Linked DNA regions of Homo sapiens: all the other regions are linked to region 1. A link is a contact called in ENCODE Hi-C data. All regions are on one chromosome and are shown on one strand. Each heading gives the region's core, a stretch centred on a gene start or an enhancer-like site at or near the end of the contact. The rest is flanking DNA. Distances are from core to core; before and after follow the strand shown.

What was found. Hi-C counts contacts between places; a loop is a spot of excess contacts on that map. Pooled maps may share reads with other maps.
Region 2: a loop to region 1 is called in a map of B cell, with 22 times the contacts of the local background. The contact joins the enhancer-like site here to the promoter of SLC35A5 in region 1. A Hi-C loop is called at or near these places in 2 of 168 maps with a recorded cell type or tissue (B cell and naive thymus-derived CD4-positive, alpha-beta T cell) and 8 of 50 pooled maps.
Region 3: a pooled map shows a loop between it and region 1 (9-fold over the local background). The contact joins the promoter of CD47 here to the promoter of SLC35A5 in region 1. A Hi-C loop is called at or near these places in 6 of 50 pooled maps.
Region 4: a loop to region 1 is called in a map of naive thymus-derived CD4-positive, alpha-beta T cell, with 34 times the contacts of the local background. The contact joins the promoter of IFT57 here to the promoter of SLC35A5 in region 1. A Hi-C loop is called at or near these places in 2 of 168 maps with a recorded cell type or tissue (CD4-positive, alpha-beta memory T cell and naive thymus-derived CD4-positive, alpha-beta T cell) and 10 of 50 pooled maps.

Annotation. Positions count from the first base shown.
Region 1 is chr3:112,560,119-112,567,023 of GRCh38, forward strand. It overlaps SLC35A5 (solute carrier family 35 member A5), which reads left to right and starts at 1,927. Exons shown (of 7, transcript NM_017945.5): 1 at 1,927-2,155; 2 at 3,267-3,415. The coding sequence starts at 3,286. It overlaps ATG3 (autophagy related 3), which reads right to left and starts at 1,844. Exons shown (of 12, transcript NM_022488.5): 1 at 1,339-1,844. The coding sequence starts at 1,410. RefSeq lists enhancers at 606-1,415, 1,416-2,225, 3,846-4,655, 4,656-5,465.
Region 2 is chr3:115,779,871-115,786,884 of GRCh38, forward strand. No RefSeq gene overlaps it. Among named protein-coding and RNA genes, the nearest start is that of SNORD155, 120 kb to the right of the region's middle. RefSeq lists enhancers at 4,174-4,674, 4,706-5,384 and a silencer at 4,415-4,464. Within about 2 kb of position 4,226, at least 38 of the 41 ENCODE cell types and tissues checked have a DNase peak (open chromatin) inside an H3K27ac peak, as active enhancers do; they include B cell, where a contact is called at or near this core.
Region 3 is chr3:108,085,877-108,092,747 of GRCh38, forward strand. It overlaps CD47 (CD47 molecule), which reads right to left and starts at 5,155. Exons shown (of 11, transcript NM_001777.4): 1 at 4,987-5,155. The coding sequence starts at 5,032. RefSeq lists silencers at 4,879-5,628, 5,649-5,698, 5,709-5,768.
Region 4 is chr3:108,218,792-108,225,828 of GRCh38, forward strand. It overlaps IFT57 (intraflagellar transport 57), which reads right to left and starts at 3,633. Exons shown (of 11, transcript NM_018010.4): 1 at 3,320-3,633; 2 at 619-781. The coding sequence starts at 3,531. LOC124909405 (a long non-coding RNA gene) reads left to right here and starts at 3,814. Exons shown (of 2, transcript XR_007095999.1): 1 at 3,814-3,895; 2 at 4,155-5,693. RefSeq lists an enhancer at 3,352-3,611 and a silencer at 3,547-3,840.

The sequences.
Region 1 (6,905 bases), core at 677-3,176:
ACATCATACATTTTATATTTCATTTGGGCAGTCTCTTGCTCCTCTCTCCCGGAAACTAAAAAGTTGTACAATGGTGTATTATTAAAATACTGTATACCTAGGTAGATATGATATTCTGAAAAGTTAACATAATTATGTAAAAGCATTTGATTCAAATGTGAAAATTATTTTCCAATCTTAGTTTGACTGAATAATCTTAAAATGACTTTCACAGTAAACAAATGTAAGCAAAGCAACAGTTGAAATTCTCATTTATAATCGCTGGTTTATTTCTTACTTGGCCAATAAGTTATTCTTTTAAAAGGAGCTTTACAAAAACGTATTTTAAAAAGTATAGACCTAGTACTTCCCTTTGTCATGGAAAGGGAGCAAAGCAAAACTCTCCACTATTCTTAGCATATTAAGGTATTTCACCCCCACACTGAGATTGGTACATTCTAACTGAAAGCTTAAAAACAACTAGAAAAAAAAAACAAAAACTAAGCAAGAACTTCCCATTAATTTACTATTCTTGCTCACTTTTCAGAAAGCAAAAATGAAGTTACAACAAAACACTCCAAAAGAGTTATAAAAGAAAAGCTTGAAGGCAGTTGTAGAAATTTACCTTTAAAAAAAAAATCAGTCACTACTGTAACAGCTAATGTGTCACAATTTTTTACTTTAAAAATGCTGTACTGTTGCCAATATATTTTTAAAAATTATACAGCCAGGAAGGTCAAACCGTGCCTTGTTATCACTAATAACCAGCTACGGCTATCTGAAAAGCTTGGGAAAAAGGTTTTGCTCGTTAGATGGGTTCAAGGTTACTGAATGAGATAATGTTGCCAATTTCACCTCCTTCCTCTGAAATCTAAACGAGTTGGGATCGCAGTCACAACTTCCCCACTACAGCGGACTTTCATGAAACTTAAAGGAAAAGTGACCTCACCTCAGGTCTCTTTTGACCTCTGTGTGTCAAACACTAAATTCATTTTTTAAAGAGAAGCAAAATCCTTGCTTAAAAAGGCTAAAAGACTTCCAGTGTTTGGATTTAACGTTCTTCAATCTACTCAGCCTCCGAACACCCTTCCAACCCGACGTACCCGACCGCGCAGAGTTATGACGGGAGAAGGCAGGAACACGCAGAGCGTCGCTCCAAGTTTACCCCTGAGGAGTCAGAAAGCCCTAACGAACAGCCGGTTAAGACTACGGGTGGGGGCTGCACACTTCCCTGTGTCTCGAGCCCTACTGCCTTCCTACACCTTGCCCCGCCGGAGAAAGCGGGGACTCCTGCGGCGCCTGGTCCCTGAAAAGTCGAGCATGTGCCTGACAGCTCCCGGCAACCCTGGCCTGGCTTACCTTGAGGACCGGGGTCAGGTACTCAGCCACTTCCAGTGCCTTTCCCTTCACAGTATTAATCACATTCTGCATCCTGGGGCCGGAGTAGCGGCCGGCCCCGCGACGGGATGGAAAGTGCAGCCGTGTCAGGGGCCAGGGAGTCAGAAAATGTCCTCGCTGCCACCGACTCGCATCAGCACCCGGCTGGCAGCACCCGAGGGGACGGGACGCGACGCGACGGGACGGGCGGGACGAGGGGGCGGGGCGGCAGGCACAGCGCGCGAAGACGGGGTGCGCGATCCTCGCACCCCAGGCAGCCCGCGACGGACCGGACCCAGCTGTCACCCAGCCGCGAGGGAGGGCAGCGGGGCCGAAGGGAGACCTGAGGTGAGAAGCGGACGCACACGCACCCCTCGCCCTCTGCGAGCTGTCTGTCCTCGCTTTGCTTCACTCGCGCCCCTTCCGGCTTCCCTTCCTTCTCACTCTCTTGCCGTAGCTGCGCCGCCACCGGGGCCTCACGTGACACTAGACTCTCCCGGCACGTGACGTGAGAAAGGGGCCGGGCTGGGGCGGGATAAGCCGCTTCTCCCCTCCTTCCGGAAGCGTAACACTGAACGTGCCTGCGCAATGGGTGTCGGGTCCGCTTTTTCCCAATCCGGACGTAATCGTGGTTTTTGTTCTGCAATAGGCGGCTTAGAGGGAGGGGCTTTTTCGCCTATACCTACTGTAGCTTCTCCACGTATGGACCCTAAAGGCTACTGCTGCTACTACGGGGCTAGACAGTTACTGTCTCAGCTCTAGGATGTGCGTTCTTCCACTAGAAGCTCTTCTGAGGGAGGTAACCGCGCCCCGCGGGCAAGGAATTGCGCCTGCGTCTGAGGGGAGGGTGCGCCAGTGAAGAGCCCTACTGCGCATGTGTGACTAGAAGGGTAGTCCCTGACTGTGAAGGGAAATCTGGCCCCCTCCTGTCGGGGAGGCGTCCTGTAGGCGTGCGCCCAATGGGGCTGTCAGTATTGGCATTTCTCCCCACTCCCCGCAGGCTCTATGCGCTATTCCTACAGTACGCTGGGAGGCTTTGGGCAAGTTACTTACCCAACCTGGGGTTTAGTGTCCTCAGCCTATCAAAAGAGGGCCTTAGATTCATTGATTTCTACGATCTCCTCCATTTCAAACACTAACTAGTTCAGTAAAACTTTACAGCAGTGTTTCAGATATTTCCATTTTGGTCGTTATTGTAATGAAGTCTGTCCTAATAAGCTTTTTCCTCCGAGGGAAAAGAGGAGGAAAATACAATTCTGAAAGCCTTATCTTACAGCAAAATTATTTACTAATAAGAGTAAAAGCGAGGCCGGGCGCGGTGGCTCACGCCTGTAATCCCAGCACTTTGGGAGGCAGAGGCGGGCGGATCACAGTCAGGAGTTCGAGACCAGCCTGGCCAACATAGTGAAACCCCGTCTCTACTAAAAATACAAAAATTAGCCGGGCGTGGTGGCGGGCGCTTGTAGTCCCAGCTATTCTGGAGGCTGACGCAGGAGAATCGCTTGAGTCCGGTAGGTAGGGGTTGCAGTGAGCCAAGACCGCGCCGTTGCACTCCAGCCTGGGTGACAGAGCGAGACTCCGTCTCAAAATACATAAATAAATAAAATTTAAAAATAAAATTCAAAATTGCTTTGAAGAATTCTTTTCTGCTGTTGCAAAGTGTCATTTGCTCACCTGCTACCTTTGTCAGCAGGTCTAATCTGGTTCTACGTTTTCTGTCTCCAGAGTACTCCCTCTTATCAGATTTTCACTTTCCTTTTGTCATAGTTTCTTTATGCCTCAACTTTCTTGGTGCTGATATAGTCATAGCCAAAATTTTTTAAAAATTCCTTTTTTGTCCTCACGATCAATGGTATTTGCGTTTAGGGTCTGCCAACAAGGTCGTTCATGAAAGTGTTTTTCTCTTTAAGGTAATTAAAAAACAGTGGAATGGAAAAACAGTGCTGTAGTCATCCTGTAATATGCTCCTTGTCAACAATGTATACATTCCTGCTAGGTGCCATATTCATTGCTTTAAGCTCAAGTCGCATCTTACTAGTGAAGTATTCTGCCAATGAAGGTAAGTTAAGACTTGGTATATGCATGGAGCACTTCCATCTAATCACACATCTCTCTCTTGCCTTTGGTTCTGTTATATATAACATGGAAATAATAATGCCTTTTGCTTCATGTGAGTGATAAAGCATATTTAAATTTGATTATTTAACCTTGCATTCCTCAACAAGAAAAAATGTTTGATAATGGATGAAATGTGAGTCAATCAGATACAAAAATCAAACCCTTTGGTGAAGAACCAGTCGTAACATTTGACTGTTAATTCAATCAACAGGTGTTTCTGGACCTATAGCAAAATGTGTAATTGCGCCTTATTTTGAAGTAGAAGGATATATTTGTTTGGTCACTTGGCATTTGTGAGGTACTTACTATTGTAATTATTGTATCAATGGTAAGGTGTCAGCATTATATTGTGCGGTCATATTGTATCAACAGTATAAATTATAAGCTTTGATAAGTATGTATTTAAGAAATCTTTTTTTATGTAGGGATTTAAGCAAACACTTTAATTCCACAAAACTGTATTGAGTACTTCTTACTAGTTATTGAGTGAAGGGGTGGGTTGCCCCTCCACATCTGTGGGTGTTTCTCGTTAGGTGGAACGAGAGACTTGGAAAAGAAAGGGACATAGACAAAGTATAGAGAAAGAAAAAAGGGGGCCCAGGGGACCGGCGCTCAGCACACGGAGGATCTCTGCCAGCCTCTGAGTTCCATTAGTATTTATTGATCATTATTGGGTGTTTCTCGGAGAGTGGGATGTGGCAGGATCATAGGATAGTAGTGGAGAGAGGGTCAACAGGTAAACACGTGAACAAAGGTCTCTGCATCATAAACAAGGTAAAGAATTAAGTGCTTTGCTTTAGATATGTATACACATAAACATTTCAATGCCTTAAAGAGCAGTATTGTTGCCCGCATGTCCCACCTCCAGCCCTAAGGCGGTTTTCCCCTATCTCAGTAGATGGAATATACAATCGGGTTTTACTCCGAGACATTCCATTGCCCAGGGACGAGCAGGAGACAGATGCCTTCCTCTTGTCTCAACTGCAAAGAGGCGTTCCTTCCTCTTTTACTAATCCTCCTCAGCACAGACCCTTTACAGGTGTCGGGCTGGGGGACGGTCAGGTCTTTCCCTTCCCACGAGGCCATATTTCAGACTATCACATGGGGAGAAACCTTGGACAATACCTGGCTTTCCTAGGCAGAGGTCGCTGCGGCTTTCCACAGTGTTTTGTGTCCCTGCGTACTTGAGATTAGGGAGTGGTGATGACTCTTAACGAGCATGCTGCCTTCAAGCATTTGTTTAACAAAGCACATCTTGCACAGCCCTTAATCCATTTAACCCTGAGTTGACACAGCACCTGTTTCAGGGAGCACAGGGTTGGGGGTAAGGTTACAGATTGCAGAACAAAATGGAGTCTCCTATGTCTACTTCTTTCTACACAGACACAGTAACAATCTGATCTCTCTTTTCCCCACAATTGAGGACACATACAATCATGATATGACCTTTAATGGTCTACTACTTGGAGAGTCAGATGTGTACCCAAGTCTCTACTGCAGTTAACATTTACCTGCCAGGCACTAGGCTAAGTATTAGCAGCAGGTTCAAAGTGCATAAGATATAGACCTTGTCCTCAAGACTTAGTTTATTAGGAGAGACATGAATGTAAACACATCATGAAAATCCATTATAATAACTGCAATAATTGATATATCCTGAAGATGCAGAGATTGTCTAGAGGATAAAGTTATATATTCTGTTTGGTAGGGGATGATGTGGAGTTCAAATGGATCAGAGAACACTTCGCTGATTAGAAGTCAGTTGATCCACTAGAAGTCAAGGTGAACAAGGGGATTCAAAACAGAGGCAACAGCCTGTAAAAGGGAACAGAGGCATAAAAAAGCAGGATATGTTGTGAGAATATGTAGTTTGAAATTACCAAGCAAAAAGTTTAAGGACTCGTAGCCAGGCACAGTGGCTCATGCTGTAATCCCAGCACTTTAGGAGGCCAAGGCCGGCGGATCACTTGAGGTCAGGAATTTGAGACCAGGCTGGCCAACATGGTGAAACCCATCTCTACTAGAAATACAAAAAATTAGCTGGGTTTGTTGGCGTGTGCCTGTAATCCCAGCTATGAGGGAGACTGAAGCAGGAGAATGAACCCGGGAGGCAGAGATTGCAGTGAGCCGAGATCATGCCACTGCACTCCAGCCTGGGCAACAGAGCAAAACTGTCTCAAGAAAAAAGAAAAAAAAAAGTTTAAGGACTCAGAAGAAAGAGAAGGAGTGGTTGGCTGGAGAGAGGTTGGTAAGTCTCAGATTTTTAAGGACTTCATATTCCATGGTAAGGAGCTGGGACCTTAGTCTCTAGGCCAGTCTGAGGGATAAGGGATACTTGAAGGATTATAAATAGGAGAGTAAAATGAGGGACTGTTATGGTAGCTGGATGGCAGTGGAAAAGACAGGAAGCTCAATAGCCAGTTAAGGGGTTATTGCAAAGTAAAGCCATAGGTGATGAAGACTAACTTAGTGTTTTGGAAGTAGTAAGATAAATAAGGAGTATTCAGAACATAGAAAAGACAGGATTTGGAGAATGTATTGAATATGAAAATTAAAAAAGATAACATATAGCTCCAAGGTTTCTGGTTTGAATGCTGAGTGGATTGATGCTGTTCTTAGCTGAGATGGAGACTATTAGGAGGAAGAGTAGGTTGGGCAGAGTTTGAAAAGATTGTAGTTGAAGAGGTCAGGAGCTATGTCCCTACTGCAGTTTTCTGCAGTATCTGGCATGTCATGCACATGAGGGAAATACCAATTATATGAATAAATAGGAGGTAGGTTTTCGTTTGGATATTTATAGTGGGCAATAAGTTAAATGTTCTAGAATATAGATTTGGGGACATTAATGTCAAATTGATATTTAAAACTTAAGGAACAGAGAGAGGACTCATGCAGAATGAGAAAATAAAGAGGGCCAAACTCCGAGGAATGCCAGCATTTAAGTGACATGCGGACACCAGAAAAGCATTAAGGAGACATCATTAGCGAGATGGGATAACTAAATGCACATGACTCATAGAAAGGAAAGAAAGTTTGAAGACTGAGAAAGAATGGCAACATCATGATAAGCTAAAGATTAAAGGATACCCTTTAGAGTTAAGAATGAGAATATGTTTGATAATCTCAGAAAGGAGTTAGTTTCAGATATCAGATTACTTGGAGATAAGACCTGAATGGAAAGTGAGTAAAGGGCAGATAAAGAACGTTGATACTGTTTCAGGGAGAGATGGAGAAGGTATGGTAGCTAGAGGAAGTAGTATTTTATATTTTGTTTTTCAGATGCGAGAGTTTTGAGCATGTTTGTAGGCCAAGGGCAGTAAGCCAGTTAGTAGAGAGGAAGATAAAAAAGATACACTGGGTGTGGTGGCTCACGCCTATAATCCCAGCACTTTGGGAGGCCGAGGCGGGTGGATCACGAGGTCAGGAGATCA
Region 2 (7,014 bases), core at 2,976-5,475, 3.2 Mb after region 1:
GGTGGATGAGTAGATATAATGACAAACTGGCTCTAAAAGTGTATAAATTATCCCTGACTAAACTCTGTAAAATATGTATTGAGACATTTAGCACATATTTTGGGGGCATTTATTATGCGATAGACACTGCGATGTGCTTTTGGTACACAGTAGTAAACAAGAAAAACTCCTTACTCTCAGTCTGGTTGAGAAGACAGCCATACATAATTAAATAATTCCCTAAGTAAGATTTTTTCATAATCCTAATTGGAATGAAAGAAGTAAAACAGGATGATGTAATAAAGATGCTGACGTGCTGTGTATTGTGGATGGTCAGGGAAGGCCTCTCTGAGAAGTTTTATTTCAACTTATTCTTTAATGATGAGAAGGGGCCAGCCTTGCAAAGAACTACTGAACAACAAGCACAAAGACTCTAAGGAAGAAGCGAACTTGCGTGTTTTAGAAAGAACAGCAGTGGGGGCCGGGAGCGGTGGCTCACGCCTGTAATCCCAGCACTTTGGGAGGCCGAGGCAGGAGGATCATGGGGTCAGGAGATTGAGACCATCCTGGCCAACATGATGAAAACCCATCTCTACTAAAAAAAATGCAAAAATTAGCTGGATGTGGTGGCACATGCCTGTAATCCCAGCTACTCGGGAGGCTGAGGCAGGAGAATCACTTGAACCAGGGAGTGGGAGGTTGCAGTGAGCCAAGCGGAGATTGTGCTTGGCTACAGAGGAAGACTTCATCTCAAACAAACAAACAAACAAACAAAAAACAAAAACCAAAACAAAACGAGAAAACAAGAACAGCAGTGGGAATGGAGCACAGTAGAAACAGAAGTGAAGTGAGAGAAAAGTCAGAGACAAGGCCTTGAGTACTAGGCAGATTTTTTTAATCGGGAAGCATATTTGTTTACATTTCAAGGTGTGATAAGAACCAGGACCATGGAGACATCTCCAGGTTGCAAGGCTAGACATGGGGGGACAGCTGTCCCTCTTTTTCCTACATAAATGCCCAGATTCATGTAGTCAGGCCCTTTGTCTGCAGTAAACTCCCTCACATGTATCATGACATTCAGTTTTCACTATATTGCCCTGGGGGTAAGAACTGGGGCAAAGGGTAGCTGGTATGTCCTGTGTATAAGCAAATAATAATATGGTCTGCTCTAGAACCCATATGTTGGCATCCAGCATAATACTATCAAATACAGATATTATGCGCTTAATACATAGTATGATTCCTCTTTTTACACTAGCATGCTGGCTGCTGTTCAGATAATGGATAAGAAGGAGAAAAATGAAAGCGGGAAATCGGTTAAAAAGCTGTAACAGTAGATCAGGTTTGTGTTATGGTGGTGGCAGTAGAAGTGAAAATATTCAAGATCTATTTTGGTGATAGAGTTGACTAAGTTAGCAGATAGAATGAGGGGAAGAGAAATCAAGGTTGATGCCCAGATTTTTTGCTTGAGAAACCGGGTGGATGCAGGGTCGGTTTCAGAGAGGGAGAAGCCTGAAAGAGGGGCAGGTGGTGAGGGGCAGAGTTAAAAGTGCAGTTTTCAGTGTGGTGATAAACATCATCCAGCATCATTGTTGGTGGCTGGCCTTTTCTGTGTTTGCCATTTATGCCAGAGAGATAATAGGTAGTTTTCCTTCATGTTTATTTTTTCTTTTTATGATCTGAAGCTACAGTTCTGTCTCATAGGGCCCTACTGAGTTCCCCTTGTCTTAAATCCTATTAAAATGCCTGGCCTATGTGACTCCACCCAAATTAATCTGTGATATCCTCTGGAGTCCATCCTCTCAAATCACCTTGAGTACTTTTCCTTCTTGCTGTTCATTCTCCACTGAATTCCCATGCCCCCAGATTAAGAAAGTAATCTGATAAATAACTAAAAAATATATTATTTGCGCCCATATATTTATGATTTATTTTTGAATATTCAAAATACCCTGCTTTAGCCCAAGTTTCGCAGTGATTTTTATGCTGCGATCTTAAAGATTCCTTTATTATGGCTTTATGTGTGTCTGTTTTGCTTAACCGGAACCACATTTCCAAGAACTCCTTTTGTTTCCGGGTCAGGACTGGCCACAAGGAAAAAATGAACAAGATCTGGAAGGCAGAAAAGAAGCACCAACTATCTTTATGATTTGAAGGTGGGTGTGAAACCAGGCTCACCTAAGTTGTCACTGATCTGCTGGTTCACCCTGTTGGCATGGGCTCCTTCAAGTCCTGCTAGATACCCCTGCTTCTGCTTCTCTGAATCCCTGGCTAGGTATGTGTATGTTTCCTTGGTGAAAAGCGTCAGTTTATGCTGCAAGTCATTTACATGGAGGCCATGAGAAACAACTATGAGTTTCATTTTTTCTTTGCTGTATCCATTTCGTATGCATCTTTCCTTCTTGATCGTCAGCCCTGCAGACTTCACGCCCAAGAGTAGATGCAGAGGCCTTAGACTACTTAACACATTCTCATAATTGCATAGAATCTAAACCCTATAATAAATCCCTGGTTTTATATCACTCACAATGGTTCTACTTCCCTAATAGAACTATAACTGATACATATGCAATGTAGTATCGCATAGCTAGAGTTTCCATACAGTATAAAAGAATATTAGTTTATTTTTCACTATGATTTTGATTTACATTTTTATCACATCATATCTCTTTTACCTCTATAGCAGGCTCAAAACTTGCTATAGATTGAAATGCTTACAAAAGAGTAGTTCTATCATTCTTTAGTATTTCTCAGACTATTACTGTGTCTGATTACTAAGGAACAAAAATGTTTATTTTTATAATTAAGTACATATACATTAATTTTGTTGTACATTTTTTTGCTTTCAACATCAAATTCTGTTTATGCATGCACGTGTAGCAGAAATTGTTGTGCCTTGTATGAATGTTTTTATAGTCCTTAAAAATAATGGATGCAATATCTGTGGTAGCCTGACAGTTTAAATAATGTTCCATTGCTCATTTTATTCAACAGATTTCCATTCAGCAGTTCTTAGCGGTATCTACAATATGTCCAGATCAGTGAATTTCTATGAGGGATTCAAAAGAAATATAAGACACAATTCCTTCTCTCGTGAAACTTATGGTCTAATATTTACTTTTATAAATAAAGGAGAGATTGAGAGACAGATTGTGTGAGAGAGTGAGTGTGTGTGTGTGTGTGTGTGTGTGTTAGGGAAGAAAGGGTTGACTTGTAGCCCTCCCCCAGGGGTGCAGCTTCAAGTAATAACAGTCCGTATTAGGGCAAGGTGGGTACTGTGGCAAACTGGAGAGCCACTTGCCCCTTCTAATGGCAGTAACAGCTCCTCAACTCCCACCAATGGGGTTACCATTTAGGTCAAGTCTCTAGATGTTCTCTTGTTCAAGGGATGCTGTAAATTGGGACAGTTACATGAAAATTCCCACTTAAAAAATATGCACGGAGCGGGCACGGTGACTCACACCTGTAATCCCAGCACTTTGGGAAGCCGAGGCAGGCGGATCACCTGAGGTCAGGAGTTCGAGACTAGCCTGGTCAACATGGTGAAACTCCGTCTCTACTAAAAATACAAAAATTTCCCGGGCGTGGTGGCGCACGCCTGTAGTACCAGCTACTCAGGAGGCTGAGGCAGCAGAATCGCTTGAACCTGGGAAGCAGAGGTTGCAGTGAGCCTAGATTGCGCCATTGCACTCCAGCCTGGGCAACAAGAGCGAAACGCCGTCTCAAAAGAAAACAAAAAAAATGCACGGAGGGAAAACAGCCCGGAGGCTGAATCCTGTCCAACAGTAGTTATAACCCTAGTTTTTCCAACACGAGTAAATATAAAGGCATCTTGCTCCTCTGGAAATAGGGAGAACCAGACCTAGCTATCTTCTTGAAAAAGAAAAAAAAATACTTCTGCATCCTCTCAACTTAAAACGAAGGAAATAAGATAGTTATCAATCAGCATCATTTGGGCATATTGTTATTATTTACTATCATTTTATTAAAATTAATAATAGATTTACTGTAAAAACAGAGCCTGCCTTGCGCGTAGCACTCGATAAACGCTTTTTATTATTCTGCTTGTTGACGCTGTTACCTCTCTTTTGGAGTAAAAGGGGGCGGAATCGCAACAAGACCCCAGGACCCCGTGTGCGCGCGCGTGTCGGGGGAGCTGACCTATGACAAACATGTGCAGAGCTCTAGTACCCAGCCACGCGGAGGCTGCCGGTTGACAGAAGCGTTGCCGCCCCCTGCCGCCGAGTTCACCCTGCCGTCACTGCTGGAAGCCGCACCCCTAGGAAAGGCTGCAAACCCACCCTGCCCCCAACACACCCGCGCTCCCTCTCTGCAGGCCGGCTCCATCCCCGCCCCCAGGTGGCCAAGCAACACCGCCTTCTAGCTTCCTCCCGACCGGGCGGCGCCTGCAGCTGCCTGGGGAAGGAGCCCCGCAGCAGCGCGAGCGGGTGGGCGGGGGGTGCGCGGGCCGCAGGGCAGGAGGGAGGGCGCAGGTAGGCGGGCGGGGAGAAGCTAGGCGGCCGGGCCGAGCGGTCGCGCCCAGCCCTGCCTCTCTCCCTTCTCGACTCACAGGCGGCCTGACTCACTCCTTTGTTTCTGGAAAAGATCTATCTGTACTAGCCCGAGGCGGAATTCACCCCGCCCGCACTCATCAGAAATCGTTTGCTTATTCTCTGCGCCCCTCCGTGCTCGCCTGGGACGCGGGCGGAATCCTGACGCAGGCTGTCAGCCGCGGTGACGGGTGACACCGGGTGAGCAGCCGTCCGCGCCGCCTTCCCTGCGCCGACGGGCAGCGCGGCGTTCGGCGCGCACTGCTGCCCCCTCGTGGCAGGAGCAAGCATCGCAGCAGCGCCGACACCACCGCCCACCTGCAGCCCGGGGAGCGTCACTTCTGGGTGTTTTTCAAAGGGAGCATTTTTACAGCTCCATTCAACTGCTGGGATTAGGAGATGTGGCTCCCAGGTTGATTACTAATGAATGAGAAGGGGTGTGGTCTGTGCGTGTATGTTCTTGTGTGCGTGTACGCGTGTGAGAGAGAGAGAGGGAAGGGGGGAGAACAACTGTAAGAGCATGTTTGTGGTGACAGGATAATGGAGAAGGGAGGAAGGAAGGGGAAAAATGAAAGAGATTAAAAAGCAAGAGAGGCAAAGTGACAGTGACGAGGGAAGAGAGTGACAGGGAAGGATGCAGAAAGAATGCAGGGAGCAACAGTTTGATGGGAAATGGGAGGGGACTTCTGCATGAGAGAGAGGTGAGGATTTGACATCCGTGAGAGGTAAAGTTTCATTTTGGTGAAGTGAACCTTGTGAACATTTCAATATACCTCTCTCCTGCTTTACGTCCCATTTTGTTTGGCAGCTGCTAGAAATGAGTTTCCGTTTTTCTGTCTTGTTTTAATATTCTCATGTCTCCCACATCACTGAGATCATTAGAGGCAGAAACAATTATGTCATGCATTCCCTGCATCTGACAGAACCCTCTGTGCGTGCTGGTTTATTAACTCCAGCCTTGCCCCTCTGCCATCAGCTACATCTGCTTTTGTTATTCTGATCCACGTTTCATGAGCATGCACACACACACTCTCTCCCTCTCTCCACTGACCTCTGTGGGCTCACTTGTCCTTTGGGAAATAGACCAGTAGCTGCTCAGAATCCAAATGTACGTGACAAACACTCTTGAAAAGGCTTCTGCCACCTACTCATCAACAAACAAGCAAAACAAAGCCCCAACAGCCACAAATAGCCACAAAAAAAGGTTCTTCTGGATCACATCTGTAACTCTTGACCTAATCCTTTCATTTTCCCTAGAAGAACAAAAGAAAGAGAGAGTTTTTGCAGGATCTGTGTTAGGCTATAGCTTGTTATGGTGGCAAAAAGGTTAAAAGGGATTTTCTATACCCCATTCTTGGTTACTATTTTGCCAACATTACCCCCCACACAAGTATGTGTGTGGGGGGCCACATTTAGAAAGTCTGGACAGGATGATAAAAATTGTTTTGGCAGAAGATAAATCATTGCATATGGGCGTGGGCAGTAATGCCCAAACTCATTTACCGTAACAAATGGTTTCATGAAAATATTTTGGTCAGTACAGCTTATTTTGGCATACTGAGAGGTGGTTGCCTATCTGTGTGATTGCATAGAGAGGATGGACATCTTGTGGGTCAGCATTGCTTAATTCATTCAGAGGGAGCTCTGAGGAGAGTGGCCATCCTTCGTGTTTGACCTTCATACTGAGGCGTGCCCAGGGATTATTGAGGATAGGAATTCAGTTTGGAGATAAACCATTCTTTCATAATTTTAGTAAATGGATTATGATGCACATAAACAACAAGAAGAGAAAAATGCTTTGGGACTTCCAAATACAAAACCTTTCTCTGACATGGTTATGTGAGAGGGGGAGAGTTATAATATTTTTGCCGCAATCAGTTGTTCTGAAGTTCAACAGAGATAATATAAGTGAACATGCTTTGCAAACTCAGAGGATGCTCCCTGAAGCAAAGGCAAAACAATGCCATAGAGACAAAGGATGTTTGCCACAAGTGTTTCAGAACCAATTGACTATGTTATCTCCAAATCATTAAATAATTGTTTAATTATCCTCTTAATATGCGAACATTTACATTTCACTTCCCTAGTTTCCTTTTTATTCCTCCATGATATGTCTTTCTGCTTGAATCTGTTTAGTGCCTTTGCTTAGGATCCTCCATCAGGGTTTCAGCCAAGGAAGCCCTACTCTTAGTTGGGGTTCATTGAAGCTGTGGCCAAGTTGAGTCTACGGTAGCAGTCAATGAGTGCTTCTCAGTTCTCTGCTCTCCTGCTCAGATCTATGCTCCGCTGCTGTGCCCTAAAGGGAGCTCATCACAAAGAACTTATATGTATCTGTGAATCTAGGTCTTTATGGGATGGGGATGTGAACTGCATTTTCTATTGATAGTAGAAATGCAGTGATTTTATATATATATAATATATATATCACACACATATATGTATACTGTGTATATATGCACACACATATCCATATATGTATATAAAA
Region 3 (6,871 bases), core at 3,905-6,404, 4.5 Mb before region 1:
TGTATAGACTTGATTATGAAATCATGAAGCTGCATATTTTCATGGAAAATCTCAAGTCACTTGTATGGTTGGATAGAAAAGTTCCTTAAAAATCACAAGAATGTGTCTATGAATGATCTTCCTAGAGGGTGATGTTTAAACTGGGTCTTAAAGGATGAGTAAGAATGTTATGGGAAAGAAGGGGCTTTCTAGGCAGAGTAACGTGTACAGCCAGATAAAGAAAGTGAAGAACTGAAAGCAGAGAATTATTTAGGTGAGCTCTAGGAAATGAGGTTGGAAAAGATGAATAAGAAAAATTCTAAAGGGCTTCCTTGAATGTCATGCTGAGTTTAGACTTGATAACATAAACAACTGTAAACCACTCAGATTTAATTTCATTAAAAAAAAAACATTGACAGCAGTGTAAAGGAAGGACTGAGGGCAGCAAGGGAAAAGAGAAAGGGAGATCCGTTAACAGACTACTGCAATAGTCCAGGTAAAGAACAACTGGAGAGAAGACCTAAAACTTACAGTAATCAACAGAAGTTAGTTGTGGGAAGCAGGGGAGATAAAGAGGGGAAAATTAAAATTGTGAACCAAAATAGTATGTGTAGCTAGTTAGATGGTAGGCTAATTATAGAGAAAAGAGGCTTAAATATTTGGGGAGAATATCTTTCCATCTGTCAATGGACTAGTGAGATCTGATGCACACTATGTTTGAGAAATGAGAGAGAAACAAGATGGCTTTATCAAGCACTTAAAATATATTAAGTGGCAGTGATTCTTTTACAATAAATTTGGCAGTGTAAGAAAGCAGAGAAGGCAACAACTGACAATGTGCAGGCAGGAACAAGGGCAAGGACATTTTGGTTCTTGAGGTTTTTTGTTTTATTTTTTAATATGGGGTAAAATTTGATCATGTGTGCAAGCTACGGGGAAGGAGTCAATGGAGAGGGAAAGATCTAAGATGCAAGACTGAAGAATTATGCTGACTGAGCAGGTCTCCAAGATGGTAGAAGTGAAAAGGTGGTAGACAGGTTGTCCTTTCGTTGGAAAAGTGAGTAGGTTTTCTTCTGAAGCTGGATGACGGAAGAGAATGAGACGAAGGTTATCTAAGATGTTATAGATCAGTTTAGTAATGGTGGGAGGGAAGCAGAGGGAGTCCAAACCACACACCACTATTTTTTGCAGTAGAGTAGGAAGTTAATTATCTGCTGGGAATGGATGTTCAGGAATGGAGTAAGAAGTCTCAGCAGCCTCTTAGGTAAAGAAGCAAAGATCATCAGTAAAGACACATGCCAGAAAGCAATCCTACCTACTTTTGCCCCTTAGAACTAGTGTCTGGCTTGAAGAACTGGAGTCTCTAGCTACACTGGGTTACGTACAAAAAGGATGAAGTCAGATCTCTCCTCAATGGACACTAAAATAAAGGTCTGGGGTAGAGTGGGGTGTCCACAAGTTGTACTTAGTTCTGACCCAACGCAATCCCCCTAATGAATTTAAAAGTGGCCTTATAAGAATGGAAGAGGCCAACTTAGAATTAAAAAGGGCAGGGCAGTTTAAAGTCAATAACATCCAGAATTATGGCCTTAACAAGCACCTAAGTACCATGAGGGAATAAAAACAAGATATCCCTACTGTCTATATACTACATCTTAAGTCATTAAGAGACATACTGACATACTGTCTGAAATTTGTCTATATGCCAAAGAGGGCTTTGCAAACTGCTTGGTGTGTAGTATAGGCTCATACTTGCTTGAAATGGAAAAAAGTGGTTTTGACAGGCCTTGAACTAGCCAAACCCCTTGCTTTACCTTTTAACCTACAAGTGTGATATATATTCAAATATGCACATTAATTCTCCTAATCTGAATCTCAAACCATGAGATTGACCAGATTCTGAGTCTTATGCAACTGCTCCATGGATTTGGAATGAAATATTCAGAGGTGGGTGTAGCTTGATTTCTGTTTCAACACTGTATAATCGTAAAGAGGAAAAACCCAGATTCTATTGTCTTAGTCTAGGTATATCAGAATCAAATTTCCTGGGTGCTCTGTATTTTCTACTTTAGTACTACAATGAGTTTAACAAAACTGATCCTACACTATTATTCTTGTTCTTTTTATCACAGAAGAAATATCTACACTAGTATACAAAGTGAAAGTAACTTTATGATAACCCAAGACGATATTATTAAAATCAGACTGAGAGATAAGATATGAAAATAGAAATGTTTATCTTGTATAAAAAGGTAGGCAGAAACCTAAGACAGGGAAAGTGATTGAAAATTATGCCACAAAAAGAACATTACTATATTAAAAGCAATGCCTATATACTAGCTATAGCTGAATTCATACTATGAAATGCAAATCTAGTTTTGCGAATATGCGTGATTATTTTGGATTTAGAATATGTATCAATTTGGGGGGAAAGTCATCTATCTCTCATCTTTAGAACTTGGCCTTTCAAATCTCCATGAACAACTCAGTGACAAAGATAAAACATCTGCCAAAACACAGATGACAGCATGAGCAAGTGTCCTAATGGTAGGCATTTAGTGTAATGCTTTAAAAAACACTGCCTCTAGACTGCTGGGGCGGCCCCATAAATACGTACTTTTAAATAGGCATTTACTTCCTTAAAATGGCAACTTGTAATTAAAAATAATATATTCTTTAAGAGAAAACATTTTTATTTAAACAAGCCAAATTACTACTAGACTTAGACGATGGAAAAAAATTTTATTTAATCATATGTACCCTGATTTAAAAAAAAAAACAACTCATTTTGAACAAAGAGGAATCATTCAACCACTGAAAAGACAGTTCACAACACCATCATTATTTATTTAAAGTTTTATTTGCTAGCTAATAAATACCACTGAAACTATGCACTTTTAAACAAAGTATAATTGTACATGAGTGGGGGCAGAGTGGAATGCAACATAGTAATTCATTTCACATCTTGCATACCATTAAGGTGCCTTCCAGTTTGCCTGTAATTGCATGAAATGAGTATCTGAGATAACTTCTTTTACCACAAAGGCCACTAACACTGTAGAGGGTGCCAGGAAAGGTCCCTGATTCCCGGGGCTTAATTAACGAAACTGAAAGCAAAATCAAACTTCAATACAAATGAATGTACAGATCCATCACTTTCTTACTCATTCTAGATTCTAAAGTCAGTCTCTCAAACCCTTGGTTTATAACTACCTATGTGCTGAGACATCTTTCTTCATACATGTCCTTTTGAAGCTATATATTAAACACATACAAAAACATATTTTATAACAAATACTATCCTGTTTTACAGTCCACACTTAACACAACTCAACTGCATAATGCCTGTATTTTGCTTTTTTTTTAGGTTAATATTAACTAAGTAAAATAAAATACTATAAATTCTGAATTCGATGACTCTAGGGATTCGAACACATTAAAATTGTGTGTAAACGAGTGCTAATTACATGATATTAACTATTACTAAAGAAGGCCTAACATAAATCCTATCACTCAAAGTACCATTCCAACAGTTCTAAACTACGTGATTTAAATCTAACCTACCTGTTTTAAAAATAGTATATGGTTTATACTTTTTACTTTTTAGGCAGTTTGAATAAATGATACTGTATCACTTCATATCTGGTTCAATATGAAGGCGTTCTGAAATTATTATGCGATTATACAACACATCTCTGAAAGCAGTATTATTTTAGCTATAATGATAGTAAAGGCAACAAGCATACTAAACGTGATGACAGGAAACACTAACATCAACCATTTAGATAACGGAGACCTGGATTCACAGTCCCAACATCCAGGATGCTCGGGGAGGGAGGAAAGTGGTAAGCAGAGACTTAAGGGCATCTTGGAAATACCTAAAGTCACAAGCCTTTAGGAACGGCACACCGAGGCTAATAATCAGTTTAAAATCGAATTAATTTAGCATTCTAGAATAAATGTAACAATTGCTGTCACTGGTGCTCAAGCTGAATTCTGAATCTTATAAAAGTTCACAAAAGGCTCTATGGATGTGAAGTGTGACAGGCACTCACTGTAGAGCTACGAATGTTTCTATTCCTTGCTCAGTTTTTACAGACGAAGCACACGTTTTACAAAAGCGAAATGGATTCCAAAAGCTCGGGGTGGGGGTGGGGGGGTGGAGGTTCTTTGGCGTCGAAAAACACCAAATCCCATTCTGCTGCACATGTTTTGACTGGAGGTTACTGTCTTCCTATTTCAGGCGAAAACCAGATTACTTTTAAAACGGTTCCCCCAAATAAAGTGGGAAAAACTTCAACGTACAATTTAGAATGTATGCAAGTGGCTGATGGGGCGTGAGGGTCACGAGAAAGGAAGAGTTTCCAGCAAGCTTATTTTTAGGATTAAAAACGACAGCAAAAATTACACGGCCGGAAGATTCTTCTGATTGAATGCTGAGTTGAAAATGAAACTTAATTGTGTCCTTTACGTCCTCTTCGCTCCTATGTTCATGTGGGAGGCAAACGGCAGAAACCCCTTCTCACCGACTTCGCCAAAATGCGCACTTCCATCGCAAGAGGCCCGGGCCCTCCCACTCTCCCTCCCTCAACCCCAAATGCGTCTAAGCACTGAGAAGGGAGAGGGGTGCGAAAGAAGGGGATCCCTAGCAGCTGCAGCCCCTTGCCTCTGATCGCGCCCTTTCTTGCTAGTTAATTTTTGCGCGAGGTGCGCGGTTTGGAGTCTTCCTGTGTGTGTGCATTTGGAGATGGAGAACCGGGTGGAGGAGATGAGCCCCGCTCTCACCCAGGGGGAAGAAGACGACCAGGGAAAGGAAGGGAGGAAGAAGGGGGGCGCCCGATTCCCCGTGGGGCCCTCCCACGTCTGCACTTCGGGCGCTCAGGGCCCGAGTGTTCTGCGCCCCGGCCACCCTCTTCAGGGCGCCGCCGGGCTGGCTGGGGCGCAGCCCACACGCCCGCGGGGGCGAAGCGACAGCAGCCGCAGGGCTGGGAGCGAGGAGCCACTCACCGCAGCACGCCGAGCCCAGCAACAGCGCCGCTACCAGGGGCCACATCTCCGCGCCCGCCGCGGGGTCGCCGCCGCCGCCGCAGGTGTCCGGAGCAGCAGCCGCCGCCGCCGTTACAGGCAGGACCGACCGCCGCCGCGCGTCACAGGCAGGACCCACTGCCCAGGCTGCACGGCCGCGCGCACGCGCGCTCCCACTGCTTCCCGCCCGCTCCCCCGCCTGCTCCCCGCCCGCGAGAGCCGCGCACGCGCACTCGGCCCCGCCCCGCAACCGCTGCTGTTGACGCGGCGCCCTCCCCAGTCGCAGGCTCCAGACCCGGGGCCCGCCTGCCCGCTCCACGGAGGCCGGATGCCTGCTCCAGGGCGGTGGCACGCGCCGCGCTTCCAGGTCACGTCCTGTCGCACCCGCCCGCCCCTGGGGTCCGCGTGCTCGCCCGCCGCAGGAGGCTGAACCCTGTGTTCCCACGCTCGCCGGGGACCTCATTGCACCCGTTCCTGTCCGCGGGTCGGTTCCTGCCTTTCGCGCGGCGCTGGGCCCCACTGTCCTCTCTCTCTACTTTTCTCCTCTTTGCTTTCACTCCCACCCTCGCGCTTCAGGGGCCGGGTCCCGTCCCGCCCCAGCCCGCGTCTCTCCCTGGACCCGACGTCCGGCTGCGCGCGTGGACCAGGACACCTAGGCTTTCACCAGCGCCCGTTTCCTCCGGACGCGGCCGTCTAGCGCCGAAGCGGTCCCTGAGCCCGAGGCCGCCACGCCCAGGGCAGGGCGGTGGTCGGGTACCTGCCCGCAGGGAGCTTCCACTCGCCCCTCGCGGGCTCTGCGTTCGGCTCGTCTACTCGCTCTGCTCTTCCCTATGCGGTTCTCTTCCCTCTTTCTCACTTGGTTCTTTAGTGTTTTCATCCTCTGATCAGGGTTAATCAAACAAGTTCCATTCACGGTGGTAAACATTGTTACCTGTGAACACCGCCACCACCGGGACTAGCGAGCATTGTCGCAAACAGGCATTAGCAGCGTATCCAACACATCCCCACCAGCAAGGTTATTGAGCTTGGTTTGTGACTGCCCCATGTGCAGCCCTCTGCGCTGCGCTTGGGTTTAACATGCTTGAAAAATGGGTTCGAAATGTGGCCGCAAGCCACAATAGGGACAAGGCTTTTGAATTTATCGCTGAATCACACAGGCCACATCATTCATCCTGAAGCAAAAGTCTTTTAAAGATACTTTTAACCGTTATCCTAACTGATGTACTCTCTTATCAAAAAGTCAGGCTCTGGTGGCTGCTCTAATGGAGTGCACATCCTGTCCACCTCCTTGATTGTTTTCCTCCTACCTCCTGGGAAAGAAAGCAATTTCCCACCACAATACCCCACTTCTCCAAATCCTCTACACAGTGCGGCTCCTCCCAAGCATCCCATTGCCACAGAAATAAAATCCAGCGTATGAAAGTGGCACTGTCTATGACACTCTGTACCAGTGTATTGTATACTATCGAGCTTCTTCCTGTAATTGCTTTTTTGTGTGAACCTCTTCCCCACAGCATTATCAATTCTTTTAAATCCGAGAGCATTTTAAGTATTCCCTCCTCCAAGACTTTCCATTGAGCTCGGCAAACAGAAGGGGTTTAATAAATGTGTTGATGCGGCGTGAGGCAGGCATTGCTCTAGTGAAATTTGATTGCTTTTTTAATGATTGAAAAATAAAAACAATTGCCTGGCAGACATCTCACTAAAACAATGGTTAATAATTATGGTGGTAATGATTTGAATGGCAGCCTTGACACCCCGAGGCAACCAAAGGGACTCATCGATTCTCCTCCAACTGCTGCTTATGTGGATACAAAAGAATCATCCACCAGACTTTGAGCATTAGGGACATTGTGTATCACAGAGC
Region 4 (7,037 bases), core at 2,383-4,882, 4.3 Mb before region 1:
ACAAATCCATTTCAAGTCTTTGTAACCCATTGATACATAAAAATACTCAAAGACTTTTATTGTTAAAAGTATCAAATTAAAAAGCAATAACATCATAGCAGCAGAACAAATTATTGATCTTATTAGAGTGAAAAGAAACCAGTAAAACTATTTAAACAACTATGTTTAAGGACAGAGTGATTCACTTGTCAAAAATTAATAACATTTGTGCCAAAAATATCTTACTGCCTGCCCAGGAAAAGTCAGAAATGAAAAAGTACAACTGCTGTCATGGTCTTAAGTACAAGTTCCCTTTCAGAATATGAAGTGTTTTGGCTTTGTAGGATTTTTTTTTAATTATCATTTTTTAGATCAAGAATTAACCACCCCAAAATTTACCTCTCAGATATATCAAGATTTTTTTAAAAAAATATTACTTTGGACTAATAAAGAGTATATACTGAACATTTTCAGAAGTGACATTAACATTATAATGTAAACTATTTTAAGGAGGTTTTACCTAAAAATAAATTCATATTTACAGAGGAGTCATCTAAATGGCTAGCATTTGTTATTAAATTACCAGTATTAAAATTCATAACTTGAGAACAAGGAAAAAGAAGGGTCGTTTACACTTACAAATGACCGAAGCTCGGATAGTATGTTAGATATTGTTGCATTAGGGTCATCATATTCTTGAGGCTGCTCAAAGGGACGTCCCGCTTTATTAATCAACCAAGCAGCAAGAGTACAAAACATGTAGAACTGTTCGCCAGGGTTGGTAGGCAGTGCAAAATAGTGTCTGTTTCAAAACAAGGAGGAATGGGGGCGGATGTGAAATAATGCAAATAAGTCTATAATAACTAATAGGGCCGAATTCACAATTGTCCAACAATCTTTCTTCCCCCCAAATGGCCATCAAAAGACCTCGATAATTCACCCTTTGAAGTTTCCAGTAATCCACAGCACTCACATTGAAGTTTTTAAATCAGCAGGATTAGGGCAATTACTACTGTACCCAAAATATTAGATCAAAGACCTTACACCCAGGAAATGTAGTGCATGTTAGAGCACAGAGCATGTAGAATTTTTGCCAAAATGATTTAAGTGTCAGTAATAATATGTAAGTACCTTATGAATGAAAATGGTAATCTGGAAGAACCTCAGAGTTTAAAAAAGACCTCAACGATTACTCATTATGCATTTTTACTGTTTCTAACCTATCACCTATGGTGAACATTTGTTTCTATGTTGGCTGCATATTCAATCACCTGAGGAGCTAATAAAAATACTGGTACTTGACCAAACATTGCTTCTTCCCTCATGAATGAATTAAATCAGAACTTCAGTGAAAGTAGGCCCAGTATGGGGTATATTTCAAAAGATTTCTACATGTTTATAAGGTGTAGTCAGGATTAAGAACCTGTGAATGTCACATCACCAGTCAAACATCTGTGGGCTCTTGCTTAATCCCCTAGTCTACTAAACACAGTTCTACGAGGATCAGTATGATTTATACCTAAACATTATAGGAATAAAACTCACTAGCAACAACATTCAAGTCAGTTTAATCAAAGATCTTATTTGTCTTGTTCATGTGTAGCTATCATTATTATGTTTACAATGTATTTACAACTATTATAACCATTGTCATAAAAATCTGTCGTGTACTCCTTCATGTTTCCCAAACTTTTTCCTGCAGGATAAATGTAAATGTTCTGGAAGATAACAGAAAGCTGGGAAGAAAAAAGGCCATGAAGTCCTTCCAGGTATATGCTCACTATCCTTTCAAAGCACCCACCCACCAAAAAGTCATCTTTTCCTTATCGGCAGATAACTCTTCTAGGGCAGAGGAATGAACACCAATAGATACTGTAAACCTAGGACAGTGGTTCCCAAACATTAGTGTCCATCAGAATCATCTGGAAGGCTTACTGAAACAGATGCTAGGCCCCATCCCTATAATTACTGAAAAGGTAGACCTGGGAAAGGGCCTGAGGAATTTCATTTCTAGTAAGTTCCCAGGTGATGCTGATGCTGTTGGTCTGGTGATCACATTTTGAGAACCATTGGACTAGGATATCCCCACACAAATCCATGATTCAAAGTATCCTGCTGAACCCCTGAGGACACAGTGCAAGAGATGACATCAACAGAACCTTAAGGACATTTTGTTTTCATTTTAAAAATATACTTGGAAAAAAATGCATTTTTATTAACATAGGAAATGTTGGTTGTCTATATTATCCTGATCAATTCACTTTAAGTAATAATCCCAGGACTACCTTTTCTAACATGGATCAAGCAACACTACTTTTTCCTTTATCTTTTCTCCGACCATGGACTAATTTAATATGAACAGTTTATATCAAGCCTACATATCTTTCAATTCAAGTTATTGGAAGACAGCAGTGGAATGAGATTAAAACTATCAAGGGAAATTATTTGAGCCTGGCTGTAGACATTAAGTACTATAGATTCTTAATACTGATTGCCTTTTATGGAATAAAATATACAAATGTAAGTATTAAAGTGAAAGAAAAGCTATAAAACTGATTTATCTGGCTACTGCTAAGCTACAGTGATTTGAGGAGAAGGTCCTAGCTGACCACTACCCTCAGCAAGTAATGGCATTGCTTTCAGGATATGTTGGACTTTTCCCCCACCGGAACAAGGGTAAAACTTTAGGTTCTATGATAGGGGGACAATTCAATAGTTGTCATTCGTCTTTTCCACTTTTCAGTTTCTGAGAGTATGGTTATTACAAAGGCAGAAGTCTTTTAAACCATAGCAAGTAGTTAACAAGTTTACTAACCGCATTTAAAGTGCTCCTTAACAGGATCCTAAGTACCCACGGTCCCCAGTTGTATGAACAGGGTCTTAAACAACAACAAAAAACCCCAAACTAGAAAAAAAGCCTTAAGTGATAATGGCATTCCTCTCTGGAGGCGAATTTTGGACGGTCTTATAATTTTTCTAGACATTTACTTGTGTTTTTCTGAGTTTTCTTCAATGAGTATTTGTTTCATCTTTACAATCAGAAAATATAGTTTGTGTTTTCTGGTAATGCGTGTGTGTTGGAAAAAAACAGGCAAGCTGTCTTCCGATCCTTTCTGCCGTTCCAAAACTTATTTATTCTCTCTACAAAAATACCAAGTCAGGGCTGCGTGAGCTCCACGGACCTCCCGGGAGTTTGGGGTGAAGTGCCCTTCCCTGGCTAGGAAGACGGAGGCAAGGAATTGCTAACCCGCTCTCACGAAACTGGTTCCCAGCAGGACCAAGGAGGGCATCTCCCTGGGGGCTAGCAGGCACCCGGGCGCTCGGGGACGCCGGCACCCACCTGGACGGGGCCTTCAGGTTGCTCTTCCGGAGGAACTCCTCCTCGTAGCGGAGCAGCTTCAGCTTCTCCACCAAGTCCTCCATCACCACGAACATGTGGTAGGCCGCGCCGGGCCCCCGCTCCAAGACCACTTCCCCGGTCCCTTCGCCACGGGACCTAGGCACCCCATCTTCCAAACCCGACGTCGTGACGACGGCCAGAGCAGCAGTCATCGCAGAACGGACAGAGTCCAGCGTGGGCTCAGGCCCACAGACCTCTGCGGCCTAAGCCGCCAGCCCTGCCGCCGCCAGTACAGCCACGACCGGTTACCAGGCGACCACCGGACAATCCGTCACCAGGGAAACTAGACTCCGCCTCCTTCCCTCCAATCAGGGCGGCTTTCCTGAATGACGTCACCTGTGGCCCTCTTCTTGCCCTGCCTCTGTGGAAATGGTGGTCGGGAAGCAGCCCCGCCCCTCATGGAGGCGTGGCGTTCGCGCCCCACTGCCGGCTGCGTCTTCTCCCTCGCTGAAAGTCTGAAGGGAGCCGGCTTACGTTTCTGCTCCGCTTGCCTAGTGAGTCTTGAGCTGGCTTGAGGTGTGTTGGACCTGGTGGTTGCTAAAAGCAATTAAGCGGGCATCTGGGTCAGCTAGTAGCTGTTAAAAAGATTAAAGGGAGGTGAAGACGTGTAGCACTGAAGGCTGCACTGGCTCACTGATACCTTTATTTTCTCAGAATTGAAAAGTTTTTCATAGTTGTAAAGATAGTCAATACCATAGGTTTCACTTTTACTGCAGGAACTTTCCAACGAGAGGTTTCTCTCGTTCTTTCTTTAATTTTATCTTTCTCTCACTAGGCAATGCTGCACTTAACAGTATATTGTAAAGCTTGAAGTACTGTATTACGTTGCCTGGCTGTTACTCCAGTGCTAGGAAAGTGGTTGGAAGGATGAGGAAGACAATGAACAAAAGGAGGCATTTGGAAGGATTTGTTTTACTTCAAAAACAAGAATACTAAGCTTCCATCCTGCTGCTTAATCTGTTTCAAACCCATTACATGTAGTATAAAGTGTTTGGGTACTTCGTTAAATCCAACAGAATAGAGATGGTCTTAAAAGGAATTTCCCTGCCCTAAAGCTCTAAGGGTGGCTAAAGATAGGGTGTTACTACTGTATTCTGCAGTTATTGACCTAGAAAATTTAAGAAAAGGTACATAACTGACCACAGAAATGGCCCAGCTTTACAGTTTTCAAAAGGCTTCTGTATTAGGCAATTTTCTTAACAGTTGCAAAAAATGAGGTAAGTGGTGGATGCCTGGCAGTTTTTGGGAAGAAAACTTAGTACAAGAGATTGAACATATGTTCATGTTTATAACGTGACTTTTAAGGGCTCTCTGATCTCTTGTATCTGCCACTACAAAATATAGAAGGGCTACATTTTTGGACAACTGAAATTTGAAATGTATCTACAATATCCTGTTTTTATTAGAAAAAATGAGAACACTTTTCATTGTAATCCGTCTACAGCTAACTTGTTTCTGATACTAATAAGGTTATCAAAGTGAAAAGTCAGAAGGGCAAATACCATTTTTTCATTAAAGAAAGGAAGTACATAAAATTACAGACTTATGTAGAGAATAACCTGAAGGGCAGCCCACTGAGAATTGCTTTTTAAATAAATAACATTGCTTGCCTACCACAAGTCATGAGCCAGCTGCTTTTAATAAAGTTGAGTGAGAAAATTGGATTTGATGTTACCCCACTACCAAATTGATCTTTCCTGGTCTTTGCCTTTTTGAAACAGTGATTCTCCCCGATAAGTCCATACCCCAACCACCACCACATGTGCAGCTTGGGGGTGTTATATGTATGTATAACAGTCACAGTAGTGTAAGATAGATGTATGGCTTTATAAGACTGAAAAATGAAAGCTTAGATATGTTTTGGGGTCCTAAGTTAACTAACAAGCAAACTGGGGCTTTTTACATGACTCTGAAAAAGCTCTCAGACTTTGGAAGTAAATTTATTACACTCAGGGAGGGAGATGTTCCTGCCAGGCATGCTGCCTACTTAAGATGTTCTGACATTTTCAGGAAGTTACGTAACACAGTATGAAATAGTCAAACGTTGCTTTTTAGCTGATAAATCCTCCAGCAACGTATGTATTTTAACTTGGGGGAAACAAAACGACTCCCAGGGTCTTAGCCATTTCCTTCCCAGGTAAAATACTGACACAGCCTGGCCTGAAAGCAGTATACAGAATAATTTCCCCCCTTAATTGTGAAGAAGAAAAAAACCCAAAAATATAAAGTATTTCCAGTAATTGTGGCACAAAGAGAACAAAAAAGCTAACTGTTCAATACTGCATGTTTCCCCAATAAAAAGTTTTAGAAAGAACACTGAAATTTCATTGTTTTGTAAAGCCCAGGGATTATTTTTGCTGATTCCTTGTTTACCTGTAATAGTTTGTAACACATCAAAAGATCTTTTCCTTGATAGTTTTCTTCGTGTGTGTGAAAATGCACTCAAATCCTCTTCTAGCTGTTTCAGCCACTTGGAAACTTTGGGGAATACAGTTGTATCAGGTTTTTTTTTGTTGTTTTGGTTTGCAGGACTAGTTTATTTGTTGACTAAGGAGTTAGAGCTTGAAGAGAATGAGCCATGTTCATTCTTCCTGTAAAATCTCAATTTCATCCCTGGTTTTACTGTATTCGCCACTATTAATAGCTGGCCTTCTGACTTTGACTTTTATTTCTTTCAAACTATCTGTGAGGTAATTGAAAGTAACTTTTTTTTTTTTTTTTTTTGAGACGGAGTCTTGCCCTGTCACCAGGCTGGAGTGTAATGGCACGATATTGGCTCACTGCAACCTCCGCCTCCTGGATTTAAGCGGTTCCCCTGCCTCAGCTTTTTAAAACTCGTGGATCTTTCTGTGAAACTCTGAAAACTAAATAGCATTCCAGGCCGGGCACGGTAGCTCATGCCTGTAATCCCAGCACTTTGGGAGGCTGAGGCAGGCGGATCATTTGAGGTCAGGAGTTCGAAACCAGCCTGGCCAACATGGTGAAACCCCCGTCTCTACTAAAAATACAAAAATTAGCCAGGCGTGGTGATGGGCGCCTGTAATCCCAGCTACTCAGGAGACTGAGGCAGGAGAATTGCTTGAACCCAGGAGGCAGAGGTTGCAGTGAGCAGAGATGGTGCCACTGCACTCCAGCCTGGGCAACAGAATGAGACTTTGTCTCAAAAAAAAAAAAGTATCCCAGTCAAAGCCAATTTAAGCTCAATGGATTTCCCTGAAAGGTGCTTAGCAAGGCTGGGGGTGAAAAGGAGGCAGATTCTAGAATGGAGGAAGGCTTTCCAGCTGCACCTTCAAATAGAAGAGCAAATCCTTCAGGCAAACTGGGTAGGCTTAAAGAACAAAGCTGTGCTGTGTTATAAATGGCTTAGTACCACCCATTTGGGTTGTTAAAAACTTAGAAAATCGCTAACTGAATAAATCTTCCTTGAAACTATAGAGAAGGAAAAACTTTTTCTGCCCTCTTTGGTTCAATAGCTGGGCCTGTGAATTAAATGAACATAAGACAAGTAAACAGGAAAAAAGCACACAAATTTTATTTAATATTTTTACATGCACATGGGAGCATTCAAAAGAAAAATGAAGCGGATAGGACCAACAGCTTATATGCCTTTTTTTTTTTTAAAGAAAACAAAGAATGATACATTTGTAGGGAAGTGACA